Regions from separate parts of the Homo sapiens genome. Here region 1 is linked to region 2. The links are chromatin contacts, found by Hi-C or POLR2A ChIA-PET in ENCODE. All regions are on one chromosome and are shown on one strand. Each heading gives the region's core, a stretch centred on a gene start or an enhancer-like site at or near the end of the contact. The rest is flanking DNA. Distances are from core to core; before and after follow the strand shown. Region 1 overlaps PLEKHG1 (pleckstrin homology and RhoGEF domain containing G1). Region 2 overlaps PLEKHG1 (pleckstrin homology and RhoGEF domain containing G1).

Evidence for each region. A loop is a pair of places that touch in the nucleus more often than their neighbours do. ChIA-PET counts read pairs that join two places held with the same protein, here RNA polymerase II (POLR2A). Pooled maps may share reads with other maps.
Region 1: a map with no recorded cell type shows a loop between it and region 2 (17-fold over the local background). The contact joins two enhancer-like sites. A Hi-C loop is called at or near these places in 3 of 168 maps with a recorded cell type or tissue (B cell, GM12878 and lower lobe of right lung), 26 of 37 single-sample maps with no recorded cell type and 13 of 50 pooled maps. POLR2A ChIA-PET finds 5 or more read pairs at or near these places in 4 of 52 experiments (GM12878, activated B cell, activated CD4-positive, alpha-beta memory T cell and 1 more).

Annotation. Positions count from the first base shown.
Region 1 is chr6:150,811,719-150,815,624 of GRCh38, forward strand. All of the region lies in intron 11 of PLEKHG1 (pleckstrin homology and RhoGEF domain containing G1), which reads left to right. Among named protein-coding and RNA genes, the nearest start is that of MTHFD1L, 52 kb to the right of the region's middle. RefSeq lists enhancers at 1,642-1,741, 1,982-2,131. Within about 2 kb of position 1,738, at least 11 of the 41 ENCODE cell types and tissues checked have a DNase peak (open chromatin) inside an H3K27ac peak, as active enhancers do; they include B cell, where a contact is called at or near this core.
Region 2 is chr6:150,621,495-150,625,574 of GRCh38, forward strand. The region is part of intron 1 of PLEKHG1 (pleckstrin homology and RhoGEF domain containing G1); the gene reads left to right. Among named protein-coding and RNA genes, the nearest start is that of PLEKHG1, 24 kb to the left of the region's middle. RefSeq lists an enhancer at 1,184-2,213. Within about 2 kb of position 1,762, at least 2 of the 41 ENCODE cell types and tissues checked have a DNase peak (open chromatin) inside an H3K27ac peak, as active enhancers do; they include B cell, where a contact is called at or near this core.

The DNA of each region.
Region 1 (3,906 bases), core at 488-2,987, 190 kb after region 2:
ACTGAGGCAGGGGCTGGGGCAGGGACGGGAAGGGCAGGAGCCCCTGGAGGGCTGTGAGCATGTGCTCTGAGGAATCTGGACGCGTTCACACTGGGAAATTACTGCAGGCTTTGGAGGAAGGGGAGATGGCGCAGTCAGTCCTGTGTTCTGAGAGTGTAACTTTGGGGACAAGGTGACAAATAAGTGGCAGGAGTGAGGTTGGAGGCTGGAGAAGATAGTAACCCACCACCATGGCCTAGAAAGGAGCTGAGCAGTGCTGCCGTGGAGCCACAGCGACAGAGGGAACAAATGCAGAAAGTGCCACTGAGGCAGGAGGCAGGATTTTGCCCACTAAAAGTCAAGGCTGAGTCAGGGGTTGAAGGAGAGCATGGTACTGTGAGTTCTGAGACAGGCAGGGAGAGGAACCTGTGAGATGGGAGTGAGAGAGAGGAGCCCTCTGCTCTCACTGGCACCCGTGCTGCTGGGCAGGGTCAGCCACAGGTGGAAATTCAGGTCTTGGAAGCTAAGGATCAGGAGACTCTTGCTAGAGGCAGTAATTGAAGCCCTAAGGTTTAATAAGATGGCCCACAAAAATGTGCAAAGGAAAGATGAACCCTTGGGAATCCCAACATCTAAGTGATCAGCAAGCGGGTGGGGGGATTTGGAGAACAGCCAAAGAAAGATTGAAAGAGTAGCAGAGGAGGCAGGGAGGATGTCTGAGGAGAAGGCACTGCGCTAACAAGGAAAAAGCACATCTCAGAGATGGGGGAGACACAGTCTCAAAGGCTGCCGAGGTCAAGGAGATTTAAACAGAAAAGCAGATTTTATATTTGGCAACTAAGAGAAAAGGGAGAGATCACAGTGGGTTGCAGAAAAAGGGGGATTAAGAAGGAACGGAATGGGTATAGACTTTTTTATATGTAAAGTTCACAAAAGGAAGAAAAAATGATAGTTTGGAGAGAAAGGCAAGAGCAAAGCAAGACTTCTCGTCTGGCTCGAATGCCGAGTCCATGAGCAGATGGCAGGGAAGGAGGAGGAAGGTGGGAGAGGAGACAGTGGCTCACTTCTTGTTGGAACGGGGCCTGGGGAGGTGGGAAGGAAGAGGATGGGACACACAGGAATAGGGGCTCATCTTGGAAAGGGCTGGAAGCATCTCTCTGAACCAAGGGAGAAAAAGATGAAAGACAGAGGAACTTTGAGGTGGACTTGGGGGAAGACAAAGGGTTCGATTTCACTCGTGCAGATAATAAAGTCATCTGCTGAGTGAGTGAAGCAGAGAGCAGGGGTGTCTGAGGGAAAGTGGAAAGGATCAGAAGAACACTTGCTGGCCGGGCGCGGTGGCTCACACCTGTAATCCCAGCACTTTGGGAGGCGGAGGCGGGCAGATCACGAGGTCAGGAGATCAAGACCATCCTGGCTAACACGGTGAAACCCCATCTCTACTAAAAATACAAAAAATTAGCTAGGCGTGGTGGCGGGTGCCTGTAGTCCCAGCTACGCGGGAGGCTGAGGCAGGAGAATGGCGTGAACCCGGGAGGCGGAGCTTGCATTGAGCCGAGATCACGCCACTGCACTACGGCCTGGGCGACAGAGTGAGACTCTGTCTCAAAAAAAAAAAAAAACAAAATGGACCAGTCACTAGAGATGACTAGAATAGCCTGTGAAAGACATCAAAGACCCAACTGAGGCTGGCCCCCATGAATCAGTGTGATGACGTCATTTCAAAATCTGCTCAGCAGCTTGGAAACTACTGGTGAAAACCGTGGTGTGTGTGGGTTCCTCCAGGTTGGGAACCGGCAGAGCTGGTAGGGGAAGGTTCCCAGGGCGGGGGTGGGGAGGGTGCCAGTGAGCACGCAGTTGCAGTAATTGGGCATGACATTAGGCTGAGTGAAGAGGAAAACCAGCTGGCGACAGAGGCGTGGGGTGAGGGACTGCAGTATTGTCATAAAGCCCGGTTCAGCAGGACTTAATGTGAGAGAGAAGGAAATACCCTAATCTGTAATTGAAGAAGGGACTTTTGGAGTCCTGCCTTAGAGGTGGGACGGTTTTGAGTGTGATCAGGTTCTGGAGGTGGCTCTGATTCTGTGCTGCTGCTCTGGAGTGGAGGAAAAGGTCATTAGAAAGTGGTCAAGGAACTAGGGTGGTGGGTGGATTATTCACATGGATGGTGAAACAGTCCAAGTTGGGGCTGGGAGGAGTGAGGTGGAGCAGACAATGGGATGATGATCATGAAAATTGAACTGGGTGGAAAATAAGGGCTGAGATTTCTGAGAAAGGGGACAGTCTGTTTTGTTCTCTGTATATTTTGACAAGCATTTGAAGCTTGTTCTCAGGACTGCCAGCAATGATTTGGTCCTCAGGAAATGAATGTGCATAGGTGTGGACTTGGACCTAAGCATGAGTTTTCATTTCGTCAGGGTGTTATGAGATGAAAGGGAGCTCATGCAGAGAGGGGACTGCATTTTCTTTATGATTAGTCATTTTGTTGCTGGCCTGGTGCCTTAGAATGCCCTTCTGAGCAATGGCAGAGTATCTTTGATGGGCCCCACCCATTGTTTACCTGTCTGCTGGGAAAATCAAAATTGCTAACAAGATTCTGAAAGGCAGTTACAAAATGAGACCCCCTTACATACCTGTCTTTCTCCCACGCTAGGCGTGTGTGCCTCAGGAAGTTCCCTTTAAGTATTCAAATGGTTAATATAGTCAATATAACATCGTACTTTCTCCCCAAGTTGTCGATCCTTTCTATCTAAAAACATCTTTTCAGTTACAACTTATTGAGCATACACACTGTGCTGAGTACTTTATATTCTTATTTCACCCTCACCAAAATATGTTATGAGGTAGTTCTTATTCTTCCCATTCTAGAAAAAATAAAAACAGAGGCTGAGAGACATTAAATAAACTGCCCAAGTTTATATAACTAGTACATGACCAAGCCTGGATTGGTCTATCTGGCTCCAAAGAGCATCCTAACCACATTATTCCCACTGGCAATAAAAACACCTTTTTTTGTTTTGTTTTGTTTTGAAACAGCGTCTCACTCTGTCACCCAGGCTGGAGTGCAGTGGTGCAATCTCCATACAAGAAAAAGCACACTGCCACCTCCACCTTCTGGGTTCAAGTATTCTTGTGCCTCAGCCACCCGAGTAGCTGGGACTACAGGCGCACACCACCACACCTGGCTAATTTTTGTATTTTTAGTAGAGATGAGGTTTCACCATGTTGGCCAGGCTGGTCTCGAACTCCCGGCCTCAAGTGATCCACCTGCCTCAGCCTCTCCCAAAGTGCTAGGATTACAGGCACAAGCCACCACACCCAGCCTCAAACACGCTTGTCTAATATACTTTATTCACTATAATGTAATCATAATTTTCTATTTAAGCAGGATTATCATTAAAGTGAACTTTCCACATCTTTCCTCGAGATTATTTCTTATTTTCCTAAAGTTTTCAAAATGTATTTCTATTATTTCTGTGAAATGAATGCATAGTGGGAAATTTTAAACATCAAGAAATGTATCACCAGTCTAATAATGTCAACACAGCTGTGGGAAACTCATTAGTTACAGCCTCCCAGCTGCCTTCCGTTCTTTTAATTCAATGATGGTCCTTGGCTGACACCTAGTGGAAATCCTGGAAACAGTACTTTAAAAATTAAATGTCCAGACAAAAAAAAATTCTTGAAGTCAGCTTTACAGATACCAGGGAACTTCTTGGAAATAGCCATATTGCCCATTAGTATATGTGGTAAATAAATTTAACTCTTCTCCAAATTAATTGAAAATAAAGGTGAAGGTATTTTGCATTTTATATATTAGTATGTTTCTGTAATTGCACTTCCCAGAGAGAGACTGAGCTAACATTTGTGTTTGCAAGTAATTTCAACTCATAATCTCAAACTCTGAATGTATGAGAGAGATAGCTA
Region 2 (4,080 bases), core at 512-3,011:
TTCCCGAGTAGCTGGAATTACAGGCCTATGCCACCACACCCAGCTAATTTTTCTATTTTTAGTAGAGTCGGGGTTTCACCATGTTGGCCAGGCTAGTCTTGAACTCCTGACCTCAAGTGATCCTCCAGCCTTAGCCTCCCAAAGTGCTAGGATTACAGGTGTGAGCCACCATGCCTGGCTGGCACAAATCACTTTAAACACTATAAGCCCGCAATTTGAAAACTGGGAAATACTAAATGAGTGTAGATGATGTTATTGAGCAATAACACGGACCATTAGTGACCTATTTGAATATATGGTTATGAGTGCTGTCCAAATGTACATCTGTCATCATTTGTGCTACACATCTTGTTCTGTTTACTTCGATGTCTGTTTTCTGCTAAGGTAACATCTTATGACTTGAACACGTTACAGTTCATTACCTGGTCTTACCGTGTTGCGTCCAGAACTGTTGTGTGAGTTGCAGTTAACCTTGAGCTGTAGGTAAGAGATGCACATTTGAATCCAACTCATATTTGAGGCTCTGATTCCCTTACTTCTCCCTAATACCATTTCCTCCTCCGAGAGCTCTGTCCACACCTGGGGTCAGCTTGGTTGTGCCAGCCAACACTTTGTGTTATATCAGACGGAAGGGAGCAGAGAGCTGAATGAGCCTATCATGCTGTGGGGTCTCAGATGTATATAATTTTGTTAAGTGAATGAATCTCAATAAAAGCCAACATGTTATATGGGCACTCTTCTACATGCTGTGGTGAGGGGTAATTTTGGCCCAAAGGTAAAGAATAATAAATTAGTATGTTATACTACTTTCAGTAACAAAGAGGCAACATTCCCAGCCTTAATTTTTTTTTAAATTTGCAAAAATCAAAATGACTAGAGACACCAGGCTGTGTTTTAGTGTGTGGGCAGCTTGGTGGGTCACCCATCCTGTGCCTGTACCCCATTCCCCATGGGTACTCTTTTGGTGCCAGAGCTTCCCAGGCAGCATAGAGCCACCTCCGGAATTCTCCCCACCCTACCACTGTTCTGAGTTAGGTTACTGGGATGAACCCCAGAGCCCACCCTTCAGTAATAAGACAATACTCAGATGCCATTTCCACCCCTCACCAGCCTCCCCCTCCCAGTGTAGACAGAATTAGTAGGAACCTCTGACGGATCCCCTAATCACCTCCAACAGGTTTTGTTCAAGGACAAGTTACTTCTACAGGATGTGTTCCTCTAGGCATCCTCTGCCCTAGGTTCATTTCGTTGTGTTGATGGTGTTTTGCCACTGCAGGAGATTGGACAATTTTTCTATAAGTTGAAATTTAAAATCAGCAAATGTTTCTCTCAAGATCTCCTGAGTTCGTAATACCATGTAAGACCCTTTTAGAAGATAGAAAAACAAAGAGGGAGTTTTGTAGTGGCATCCCCCCTCTCAGGGAAAAAGACTTGGTCAACTGCATTGTTTGAGCCAGTCTATTAGAGAAGAGGGGAGGCGGCACTTCCTTTTGTGTCCAATAGATATGGGTTCTTAATGAGCATCTTTTTTTTTTTTTTCTCTGTAGGAAATGAGCGCAGAAGCTTGTTGAGGCCACTTCTGCTTCTGTTGTTTGTGTTAAGTATCCTGTATGTCAATGACACATTCTTGAGGTTTCACTTCTCCCTACCCCAGGCCTCACTTGAATATAATTCATCAAATGACACTGAAATCACATCTGATGTTATCATTGCCTTCAACCACACAGGTGCAGCCAGAAAGAGGAAAACAGATGGGAAGTCTTGTTTCATTTCATTTTGCAAGTTAAATAACCTTGGGGAAAAACACTTGACCTGGTTTTGTGAGAGCTTGGCTGTTGGGTTCTTCAGTAGTGTTTTATGAGAAGGTAGCACCTGCGTCCTCCATCAGCACCCTTTTAACGGGCAAGCACATCACGCAAATAACAAATGTCGCATGCCTTTTATGTGTCAGGCGGCCTGTAATGATCAGATGATGAGGCAGGTCAACTGGCATTCTCTGTAGTTTTCCAGTGGGAACTCCAGGTCTCAAACTCACGTATCTATTAAGTAGTAGAAGCAGAACTAGAAATTAGTTCTCTTCCCTTCTAATCCAGTGTTCAGCCCTTGCGCGTACTGCAAACGGACAGCAGAGTTGGCCTCAGGCCCCCCACGTGTGCACTGTACAATTGTGGTGCTCTTTTTCAGCCTATTCACGAGGTTTGTGTTTGGATCGCATGGCCTTGCCACTGCCTCTGTCTTCACCCAGCCAGACCCACACGTTTGTCATGTGCCTCTCTGAGCATCCGAGGCTGCAGCGACCTGTTTACCGTGCTGCCCTGTGGTATTGGGCTTTTGGAGGTCACTGTGCATGTGTATGTATGATGAAGTTTTATATCAACCTAAAAACACCTACTCAAGGAGGAAAACAGAATCTTCAATGTGTCTTAAATCTCCAGTTAAGCTGTGCACAGTGGTTACAGAATGTCACAGCAGTTGAGCTGGATGCAGTAATAACGCCTTATCAGATTAATGTATTAGATTATAGGTTTCTTAAGCTTCTGGAACCATAGCGATGGCTAATTGAAAAGGATCATCTATGTTAGGCACAATCCTCATGTAAGATCCTGCAGTGACTACATGGTGCTGTAGAATTTATTACACATTTCTCATTCTGAGCCTCATCCCTGAATAAGACCCTAACCTCCTGTTCCAGGTCTTTCTCCCAATACTGACCTATTCAAAGCCCTGTGCTCCAGGCAGTCTGGAGGTGCCTGGGCCTTGGGGGTGCTGCTGCCTTCGCTCAGGGGCCCTCACACCCTGCCTATCTCTGCTTCTTGTCTCCAGGATCCTCCCCTCCCCAACAAGGGACTCCCATTGCAGGCAACCTTGCCTCTCCCTCCCACATCCTCAACACTCGAGCCCCATGAGTAAAGGACTCTTACTCTTCATGAGTAAAGGAGGTCTTCCGTCCTATGGAGCACCTAGCAATGTGACTGCTATAGGACAGCCTCTTAAGAAATTCAGCCAGGACGATTTTACTTTGCAAAGTACAGTAGGGTGATGATTATCATCGTGATGGCTCCTGGAGGCATAGCCATCAGTTCTTCATCCTTACTTCCAACAGAAACCTGTGGATTTCTGTTTGGATTAAGGAATGAGAGGGACATTTGCTGAAAACTTTCTATGCACCAACACTTTCATAGAATTTTTTTTTTCTCAGTTGTCACCACAGTCGGCCTCACTTCAACAACAGCAGGCAGTGTTGGCTGGTGTCTCTGATGAGGAAAGTGAAGCCTAGAAATAAGGAATTCACTTCAAAGGCACCTTGTACGAATTTCATACTTGAAATCCAGTTTGGCTGAAATAAAAGCCTGTGATTTTTTTCATAACAACTAAGTATAATGGATAAAATTTGGTTAATTAAAGATTTTTTTAGGCCAGGCGTGGTGGCTCACTTCTGTAATCCCAACACTTTGGGAGGCCAAGGCAGGCAGATCACTTGAGGTCAGAAGTTTGAGATCAGCCTGGCCAACATGGCAAAACCCCGTCTCTATTAAAAATATGAAAATTAGCCAGACTAAAATTGCCTGAACCCAGGAGGCGGAGGTTGCAGTGAGCCAAGATCGTGCCACTGCACTCCAGCCTGAGCTACAGAGTGAGACTCCATCTCAAAAAAAAAAAATGGATTTTTTAAAAACTATAAAATAAGTTTAGAAGAGTATATTTATTTGCTAGGTCTACCATAACAAAGTACCATTGCCTGGGTGGCTTCAATGACAGAAATATATTTTCTCACAGTTCTGGAGGCTGGAATTCCAAGATGAAGGTGTTAGCAGGGTTGTTTCTTCGCAGGGTTGTTTCTTCTGAGGCCTCCTTTGCTTGCAGATACTGTCTTCTCCCTGTGTCGTTACATGGTGGTCCCTCTGTGTGTGTCTGTGTCCTGATCTCCTCTTAGTATGGGAACACCAGTCATAATGGATTAGGGCTCATCCTAAGGACCTCATTTTACCTTAATCATCTCTCTCTTTTTTTTTAAGTGACAGAGTTGCACTCTTGTCACCCAGGCTGGAGTGCAGTGGTGCAATCTTGGCTCACTGCAAC